Regions from separate parts of the Homo sapiens genome. Here region 2 is linked to region 1. The links are chromatin contacts, found by Hi-C or POLR2A ChIA-PET in ENCODE. All regions are on one chromosome and are shown on one strand. The core of a region is the stretch at or near the end of the contact, and the rest is flanking DNA. Distances in the headings are between cores, read along the strand shown.

Region 1 (4,612 bases), core at 1,261-3,760:
AACCTTAACATCTCTACTTGGGAACACAGACCCCCTTCATTTGGAGTTGATGTTTCCAGGTGGCTATCCTCAAGTTTTGTGTTCACATAAACTCTATACTTAATCATGTATTCTAAATTTTATTATTTACTGCTGATGTCGGTTTCTGTCGGATTGTAGGAGCCTCACTAGAGATGGCACCTGTCGCCATGTTGTAAAACTCACACTTGTCAAAAAGACATGGGTTAGCGTTTTCCCCCCTTCCTCAGGATGAAGCTAATTAGCTGACACAAATGGTCACCTCCATTACCAAGTAGAGCCAGGATGAACTATGTGTGACCAAGGGTATTGTCAAGTCCTCTTCCCTGAGGACTGATTAGTGTTTATCTTGAAAACATGTACTTAGGCTGGGCGCGGTGGCTCACGCCTGTAATCCCAGCACTTTGGGAGGCTGAGGTAGGTGGATCACCTGAGGTCAGGAGTTTGAGACCAGCCTGACCAAAAAGGTCAAACTCCGTCTCTACTAAAAATACAAAAATTAGCCCAGCATGGTAGCAGACGCCTGTAGTTCCAGCTATTCAGGAGGATGAGACAGGAGAATTGCTTGAACCCAGGAGGTGGAGGCTGCAGTAAGCTGAGATCTTGCCACTGCACTCTAGCCTGGGCAACAGAGTGAGACTCTTGTCTCCAAAAAAAAGAAAGAAAAAAGACAAAAGAAAACATGTACTTAATGGGTTGTATAGAACAGTGAAGTTTCTCTCTCTGTTTTCAACCTCTCAACTGTTTGCCTCTATTTCCCATTACATTCAGGTCTAAGGCTCTTTATTAATAAAATGGTTGTTATTTCCTTCTCTGTTATCATAGTGAAGATGATTTTTCATCTGGGGAAGATTTTTTAGTTTTCAATTGTATTTTCTCAACATTTAAAAAGTGAAGTAAAGAGTATTTCTTGGGCCCGGCACGGTGACTCACGCCTGTAATCCCAGCACTTCGGAAGGCCGAGGCAGGCGGATCACTTGAAGTCAGGAGTTTGAGACCAGCCTGGCCAACATGGTGAAACCCTGTCTCTACCAAAAGAACAAAAATTAGCCGGGCATGATGGCACGTGCCTGTAATACCAGCTACTATGCAGGCTGAGTCAGAAGAATTGCTTCAACCCAGAAGGCAGAGGCTGCAGTGAGCCGAGATCTTGCCAATGCACTCCAGCCTGGGTGACAGAGAAATACTCTGTCTCAAAAAAAAAAAAGAAAAAGAAAAAAAAGTAAATAAAAAAAAGAAACTAATAGATGTCATCCACAATTGTGCTGGGACAACTAACTGGATATCCACATGGAAAAGAATAAAGTTGGATCCCTATCTCACACAATGAAAATTTTATTTTAAAAATTAAAAAAAAAAGAGATGAGGAAGGGATCCCTGCGGCAGGGGGTGTTACTTTGTCACTCAGGCTGGCTTGGACCTCCGGGCTCAATGATCCTCCCGCCACTGCTTCCTGAGTAGCTGGACCTCAGGCTCCCGCCCCCACTTCCACATTTCTGCTGTGTTTAAGTAGCAGGTGGTGACCTCACTCCTCCCTGGCCTGAACACTCCCTCCGGCATCCCAGGCGGTGGCCCTAGGGAAGTCTCTGAAGCTGAGCACAGGGTGGACTCTCCCTCCGAAGCAAATGGAGAATAGAAAGGGAGAGATTTCTATTCTGTTCTGTGTACCATCAGCATGAGATCGTACTTTCTGCCTAGGCAGGGCTTTGCATTTCACGTTCTAGTTTGCATCCCTGTTCCAGACAATTCCAGGGCTTTTGAATCATGCCTCAGCCTTCCTGGCCACTCTTGCCTCCGGTGTAGCAGGACGAGCCACAGACAAAACCTCTCAGACACCGAGTTGTAGAAGGAAGGGCTTTATTCAGCTGGGAGCATCGGCAAGCTGCCTTAAAATCCGAGCTCCCCGGGTGCACAATTTCTGTCCCTTTTAAGGGCTCACAACACTAAAGATTTCACATAAAAGGGTCGTGATTGAGCAATCTAGGGGATACGTAACAGGGACTACAGTCCCAGATATATACACAGGGGTTTCGTGCACTGGTAGAGAGAAACAGAACAGGGCAGGGAGTTTCATAATGTTCTTCTATACAATGTCTGGAATCTATGAAAAACATTGGTTTCTAAGTTATGAGTTGATTTTTAACTATTGGGTTTAGGCCAGGCAGGCCCAGGCCTGGTTTTGGGCGTGGCGCAGGGCTGCCTGTCTTCGGTTTTACTTCCTTGTTGTTTTTTTTCTTAAAACAGGTACTGAGTATAAAACAATATAAAACAATATGAGAGGGTCTGTCTCTTCCCTCACCAAAACCCGAAAAACAGCGGCTAGGTACGCGGCTGAGAGAAGCACAGATCCGCCCCCGCCCCGCGTCTGCCGGTTCTACAGGGCAGGTCTCTCCGCCTGGCGCCCCGCCCCTACCTCGCCCAGGCCCCGCCCCTACCTCGCCCAGGCCCCGCCCACCTCGTTGGCTCCACGGAGGCCTGGCTTCTGTCCTGTGCTTGTAGATTCGCCCGGACCAGGAAGCGGATCGCGTGGACTGGAAGTCACACTGCGGCGGTGAGTTTTGCTCTGTGTTGTATTGAGGCTGTGCCTCCAGGTCCCCGGCAATTCTGTACCTGGGATGTGGGGTCTCCACAGACCTGGAAATTCTCGCCCTTCTTCCTTCAACAAGAGCAAATGGAGACATTCCCCTAGGAGTCCGGAAGTCACTTCCTTTTGGGTTTAAAGTCGCCCTGAGGCTGCCCTGTCCTCGGTCTTTTTGCTATAGGGCAATGTATACAGTTTGTATCGCGTAGTTTTCCCGTTCACAACCGTTTGTTGACTCCTCCCACCCCGCGCTTTTTAAAGTCCTCACCCGAGAGGTGGATCCCTGCTCTGGCGCTTCCCAGCCTCACCCTCGTCGGCCCCTGGAGCCCAGCGCTGACACCACAGTCCCAGGGAGGCCGCGTTCTCTGCCCGGTGGTGGGATCCTGCGGACCCCACCCTTGTCCGAAGGCGTCATCTCCCCCCCACCTCCCTCCTCATGCCGGGCCCTGTTGCTCCCCAAGTCTCCCCTCCGCAGTCACCGCTTTCCCTGAGCCCGCGTTGGGGAGGTACCCGGGGCCTGTCCTGTGACACGGGGTGTTCTTGCCTGCCCAGCTCCAGCCCCTGGAAAATGCGCTTCTCTGGGATGCAGGCGTCTTACTCCAAACCCTCCTGTGATTGTGTGGGCCAAAGGGATCAGGAGACAGAGAGAGGGAATCAGAGAGCAGTAGAAAACCTGAGACAGATAAAAGAAGAAGGAGAAAGACCCATAACAGATGGCAAAGTAGGGGATGGTCAGGGATTTGCCAAGAGACAGCAAAAGTGAAAAAACAAAAGATAACAAAGCAGGAGGAGAAAAGCAACTGGAGAAATGTAGAGAAAAGCTGGATGTACAGAGAGATGAAGGACAGACAGCAAGGTAGGGAGAGGGGCAGCAAACAGAAAGGCTCATGAGAATGAGGGAGAGGAGGAGGGATTTGGAGCCAGGGCAGACAGAGCAGAGTGGTGCTGGTGGCAAGGAGAACAGAGGGAGAACCACAGCAGGGAGGACACCTGGGAAATCTGGGGTGCCAGAGAGTGGGGCCAGGGGGGTATAACGGGGAAGAGAGAATTTAACAGGGAGAGCTCAGGAGAGATGGGAGAAGAGGTGGAAATCTATGGACATTGAGAACAATCTAAAGATTGGGGAAAAGGAGCAACAAGAGGTTAAATAAGCTGTGGATGGAGTCCAGCTAATTTTTGTATTTTTAGTAGAGACAGGATTTCACCATGTTGGCCAGGCTGGTCTCAAACTCCTGACTTCAGGTGATCCACCTGCCTCGACCTCCCAAAGTGCTGGGAATACAGGTGTGAGCCATCACACCTGGCCACCTATGTATTCTTGAATGAAAAAAGTTACTTCTGTCTTAGTTCAACAGCTGACTCTCTTTCCCTGTTTTCTTTTCTTTCTTTCTTTCTTTCTTTTCTTTTATGAGATGCAGTTTTGCTCTTGTTGCCCAGGCTGAAGTGCAATGGCACGATCTTGGCTCACTGCAATCGCCACCTCCCTGGTTCAAGTGATTCTCCTGCCTCAGCCTTGCTGAGTAGCTGGGATTACAGCCATTCGCCACCATGCCTGGATAATTTTTGTATTTTCAGTAGAAACGGGGTTCCTCCATGTAGGTCAGGCTGGTCTACAATTGCTGAACTCAGGTGATCCACCTACCTCGGCCTCCCTATTTTCAAGGTCAATAGCTGTGTGTTTACACTTTTGCATTTTGTAAATGTTACTGTAATTTTCTTGTAAGGAAAAATTAAATGTTAGGAATTAATGGCATCAGAACCTTGCAAAAGAAGTTTCTTTAGCCCAGGTATGTGAAAGATGCTTCTCTAATTTTCAAGGATGGGGTGATAAAGACCAACCCTTCCCATTAGCCCTTCCAGGCCCCCATGTAAGAATTCAGGCACATCTTCTTACTCATCTCAGACCTTCTCAGGGTAACTCGGTGAAAATGTTTTCACTGTGAGGACATCACAGCTAAATCTAAAGTAAGTCATGTCATTCCCTGGCAGGGAACCCTCCACTGGCTTCCTGTG
Region 2 (4,612 bases), core at 1,079-3,578, 190 kb after region 1:
GGATGAACTATGTGTGACCAAGGGTGTTGTCAAGTCCTCTTCCTTGAGGACTGATTAGTATTTATCTTGAAAATATGTCCTTAATGGGTTGTATAGAACAGTGAAGTTTCTTTCTCTCTTTTCAATCTTTTAGCTGTTTGCCTCTATTTCCCATCACATTCTGGTCTAAGGTTTATTTATTAATAAAATGGTTTTTATTTCTTTCTCTGTTATCGTCGTGGAGATGATTTCTCATTTGGGAGGAGACTTTTTAGTTTTCAGTTATATTTTGTCAACATTTAAAAAGCGAAGCAAAGAATATTTCTGCGGCATGGCACGGTGGCTCACGCCTGTAATCTCAGCAGTTTGGGAGGCGGAGGCGGGTGGATCACGAGGTCTAGAGATCGAGACCATCCTGGCCAACATGGTGAAACACCGTCTCTACTAAAAAAAAATACAAAAAAAAAAAAACCCAAAAAAATTAGCCAGGCGTGGTAGCGGGAGCCTGTGGTCCCAGCTACTCCGGAGGCTGAGGCAGGAGAATGGCGTGAACCCGGGAGGCGGAGCTTGCAGTGAGTCGAGATTGCGCCACTGCACTCCAGCCTGGGCGACAGAGTGAGACTCCGTTTAAAAAAAAAAAAAAAAAAAAAAAGAATATTTCTGGCCGGGCGCGGTGGCTCACGCCTGTAATCCCAGCACTTTGGGAGGCCGACGCGGGCGGATCACAAGGTCAGGAGATAGAGACCGTCCTGGCTAACTCGATGAAATCCCATCTCTACTAAAAATACAAAAAATTAGCCAGGCATGTTGGCTCACGCCGTAACCCCAGCACTTTAGGAGGCTGAGGCAGGCAAATAACTTGGAGTGAGGAGTCCGATACCGGCCTGGTCAACATGGTCAACCCCGTCTCTACTAAAAATACAAAAATTAGCCTGGCATGGTGGCGCACGCCTGTAATGCCAGCTGTTCCCAAGGCTGGGGCAGGAGAATCGCTTGAACCCAGGAGGCAGAGGATGCATTTAGTCGAGATCTCGCCACTGCACTCCAGCCTGGGCAACAGAGAAATACTCTGTCTCAAAAATAATAATAATAATAATAATAATAATAATAATAATACAAGAAAGTAATAGATCTCTTCCATAAATGTGCTAGGACAACTATCTGGATATCCACATGGAAAAGAATAATGTTGGATCCCTATGTCACACAATCAAAAATTTTATTTGCGAAAGTTTTTTTTAAAAAAAAAGAGAGAGAGAGAGACAAGAAAGGGAGACCGCGGCAGTGGGCGTTATTTTGTCGCTCAGGCTGGCTTGGAACCCGAGGCTCAGGGATCCTCCCGCCGCTGCTTCCTGAGTAGCTGGGACCTCAGGCTCCCGCCCCCGCGCCTCTGCTGTCTTTAAGCAGCAGGTGGTGACCTCACTCCTTCTCGGCCTGAGCACTCCGTCCGGCATTCCAGGCGGTGGCTTCAGGGAAGTCTCTGAAGCTGAGCACAGGGCGGAGTCTCCTTCCGGAGTGAATGGACAATAGAAAGGGAGAGGATATCTATCTGTTCTGTGGGACCTCAGCATGACATGGTACATACCGCCCAGGCAGGGCTTTGCATTTCACATTCTAGTTTGTATCCCTGTTCCAGACAATTACAGTGTAGCAGGACGAGTCGCAGACAAAACCTCTCAGACACCGAGTTGTAGAAGGAAGGGCTTTATTCAGCTGGGAGCATTGGCAAGCTACTGCCTTAAAATCCAAGCTCCCCGAGTGCACAATTTCTGTCCCTTTTAAGGGCTCACAACACTAAAGATTTCAGATGAAAGGATAGTGACTGATTGAGCAAGCAAGGGATACGTGACAGGGGCTGCATGCACCGGTGATCAGGGAGAGAGAGAACAGGGCAGGAGTTTCACCGTGTTCTTCTATACAATGTCTGGAATCTATGCCTAACATCAGCTTCTAAATCATAAGTTGATTTTTAACTACTGGGTTTAGGCCAGGCGGATCCAGGCCTGGTTTCGGGCCTGGCGCGGGGCTGCCTGTCTTTGGTTTTACTTCCTGTTGTTTTTACTGACTATAAAACAATATAAAACAATGTCAGAGGGTCTCTCTCTTCTCTCAACAGGGCTTTTGTATCATGCCTCAGACTTTCTGGCGCTCTCGCCTCCAAAACCTGAAAACAGAGACGCTGGGAGCGAGGCTGAGAGACGCGCAGATCCCGCCCCGGCCCTGCCCTCTGCCGGTTCTAAAAGGCAAGGTCTCTCCGCCTCGCGCCCCGCCCCTACCTCGCCCAGGCCCCGCCTACCTCCCACTTCCCGCCCAGGCCTGGCTTTTGTCCTGCGCGCGCAGATTAACGCAAACCCGGAAGCGGATCGGGTGGAGTGTAGGTCATATCGCCGCGGTGAGTTTTGCTCTGTGTTGTATTAAGTCTGCGCTAACTAGGTTCCCAGGGCTTCTGTCCCTGGGACGTGGGGTCCCCACAGACCTGGAAATTCTCCGGCGTCTTCCTTTGCCCAGAGCAAATTGAGACATCCCCGTGAGAGCCCGAGGGTCGCTTCCTTTTGGGTTTAAAGTCGTCCTGAGGCTGGTCTCGTCCCCGGTCTTTCTGCTATAGGTCAATGTATACACTTTCTGTTGCGTAGTTTTCCTGCTGAAAACCTTGTTCTGACTCCTCGCGCCCCGCGCTTTTTAAAGTCTTCACCCGCGATGTGGATTCTTGCCCAGGGCGCCTCCCAGCCTCCCCCTCCTCAGCCCCGGGAGCGCCGCGCCGCAGCCCCAGTCCCGGGGAGGCCGAGTCCTCTGCCAGGTCCTGGGATCCTGCAGACCCCATCCTGGTCCTAAGGCGCCGTCGCGCCCCCCCCCCCCGCCCCGCACCTTCCTCCTCATGCCGGGGCCTGCTGCTCCCCAGGTCTCCCCTCCGCAGTCACCGCTTTCATTGAACCTGCACTGGGGAGGTCCCAGGGGCCTGTCCTGCGGCACGGGGTATTCTTGCCTGCGGAGCTCCAGGGCGTGGAAAATGCGCTCCTCCGGGATGCAGGCGTCTTACTCCAAACCGTGTTGCGATTGTGTGGGCCAAAGGAATCAGGAGACAGAGAGCAGTAGAAAACCTGAGGCAGAGAAAAGAAGAATAAGAAAGGCCCATAACAGATGGCAAAATAGAGGATTGGTGAGGGATATGCCAAGAGATGGCAGAAGTGAAAAAAAAAAAAAAAAACCTAAGAAAGCAGGAGGAGAAAAGCAACCGGAGAAATGTAGAGAAAGGCTAGATAGATGTACAGAGAGATGAAGGATCACAAGGTAGGGGGAGTGGCAGCAAAGAGGGAGACTCATCAGAGTGAGGGAGAGAGGGAAGGATTTGGAGCCAGGGCAGACAGAGCAGAGTGGTGCTTGTGTCAAGGAGAACAGAGGGAGAACCACAGCAGAGAGGACAGCTGGGATCTGGGGAGACACAGAGTGGGGACAAGGGAGTATATCGGGGAAGATGGAATTTAACAGGGAGAGCAGAGGAGGCGCAGAGATGGGAGAAGAGGCAGAAATAGATGGAGATTGAGGACGATTGAAAGATTGGGGAGAAGGAGCAATAAGAGGTTAAATAAGTTGTGAGGATGGAGGAGAAGAGGTGGAAGAGAAGGAATAAAGGGAAGAAGGGGATGAATAGCAGGAGAGGAGAGGGGTACAAAATGAAGAGCAGAATCCCAGGGAAAAAGAAAAGAAAACAAGAGCTAGAGAGAGAAGGGGAGAATGAGAGATATGTACAGAATTAGGGAGGGAAGCACAGTAATGAAGAAAGAGGGTCTGGACACAGTGGCTCACGCCTGTAGTCTGTAGTCTCCACACTTTAGGAGACTGAGGCAAGGGGATTGCTTGAGTCCAGGAGTTCGAGACCAGCTTGGGCAACATAGTGAGACCTCCCCCCCGCCAAAAAAGTAAGTAAATAACCGGGCATAATGGTGTGCACCTGTACTCCCAGCTGCTCTGGTGGCCAAGCTGGGAGGATGACTTGAGCCCAGGAGGTCCAGGCTGCAGTGAGCTGAGATCATGTGACTACACTGCAGCCTGGTCGTCAGAGCGAGACCTTGTCTCCAAACAAAAAAAAAGGGGCGAGAGACTGGGTTCAGATGAGTGGGTGAGTTCATTGGATATGATTGGTTGTGACATGTTGAGTTCTGTATATATAATCTAATAACTAAAAACTTGTTTAAATTACACAGATGAGATTGAGAATTTTAAAATTCGTATCTATAAGACATGTACATTCTATAAATCTTGGCATCAGAGGTTATGTTCCACTTGGAATCCCTATTTGCCAGAGGGCAGTCACTTATTCAGTTGTGAATCACTGTCTCCCCTTTTCCTAGGATGGGGTAGGACGTGGGTCAGTGAAGTGGGAAAATAGTCACTGTCTGTTGTTACAAAATACATTTAATTAATTAATTAATTAATATTTTGAGACAGGGTCTGACTCTATCACCCAGGCTGGTGTGCAGTGGCGTGATCTCCTCTAACTGCAGCCTCGACCTCTTAAGTTCAAGCCATCCTCCTTCCTCAGCCTTCTGAGTAGCTGAGACCAGAGGCATGAGCCACCAAGCCCGGCTAGTTTTTGTATTTTTTTTTTTTTTTGTAGAAACGGAGTTTCACTATG

What was found. A loop is a pair of places that touch in the nucleus more often than their neighbours do. ChIA-PET counts read pairs that join two places held with the same protein, here RNA polymerase II (POLR2A). Pooled maps may share reads with other maps.
Region 2: a loop to region 1 is called in a map of CD8-positive, alpha-beta T cell, with 17 times the contacts of the local background. The contact joins the promoter of ZNF611 here to the promoter of ZNF888 in region 1. A Hi-C loop is called at or near these places in 5 of 168 maps with a recorded cell type or tissue (CD4-positive, alpha-beta T cell, CD8-positive, alpha-beta T cell, MCF 10A and 2 more), 2 of 37 single-sample maps with no recorded cell type and 17 of 50 pooled maps. POLR2A ChIA-PET finds 5 or more read pairs at or near these places in 1 of 52 experiments (Caco-2).

The regions. Positions count from the first base shown.
Region 1 is chr19:52,921,326-52,925,937 of GRCh38, reverse strand. ZNF888 (zinc finger protein 888) reads left to right here and starts at 2,510. Exons shown (of 5, transcript NM_001393938.1): 1 at 2,510-2,569. It overlaps ZNF888-AS1 (ZNF888 antisense RNA 1), which reads right to left and starts at 2,589. Exons shown (of 2, transcript NR_186336.1): 1 at 2,474-2,589; 2 at 1,859-2,265. RefSeq lists enhancers at 2,128-2,297, 2,578-2,627, 2,117-2,848, 2,849-3,582 and a silencer at 2,388-2,437.
Region 2 is chr19:52,732,760-52,737,371 of GRCh38, reverse strand. ZNF611 (zinc finger protein 611) reads left to right here and starts at 2,328. Exons shown (of 6, transcript NM_001161499.2): 1 at 2,328-2,371. It overlaps LOC124904760 (a long non-coding RNA gene), which reads right to left and starts at 3,341. Exons shown (of 2, transcript XR_007067328.1): 1 at 2,912-3,341; 2 at 1,668-2,578. RefSeq lists enhancers at 1,913-2,042, 1,355-2,340 and a silencer at 2,223-2,292.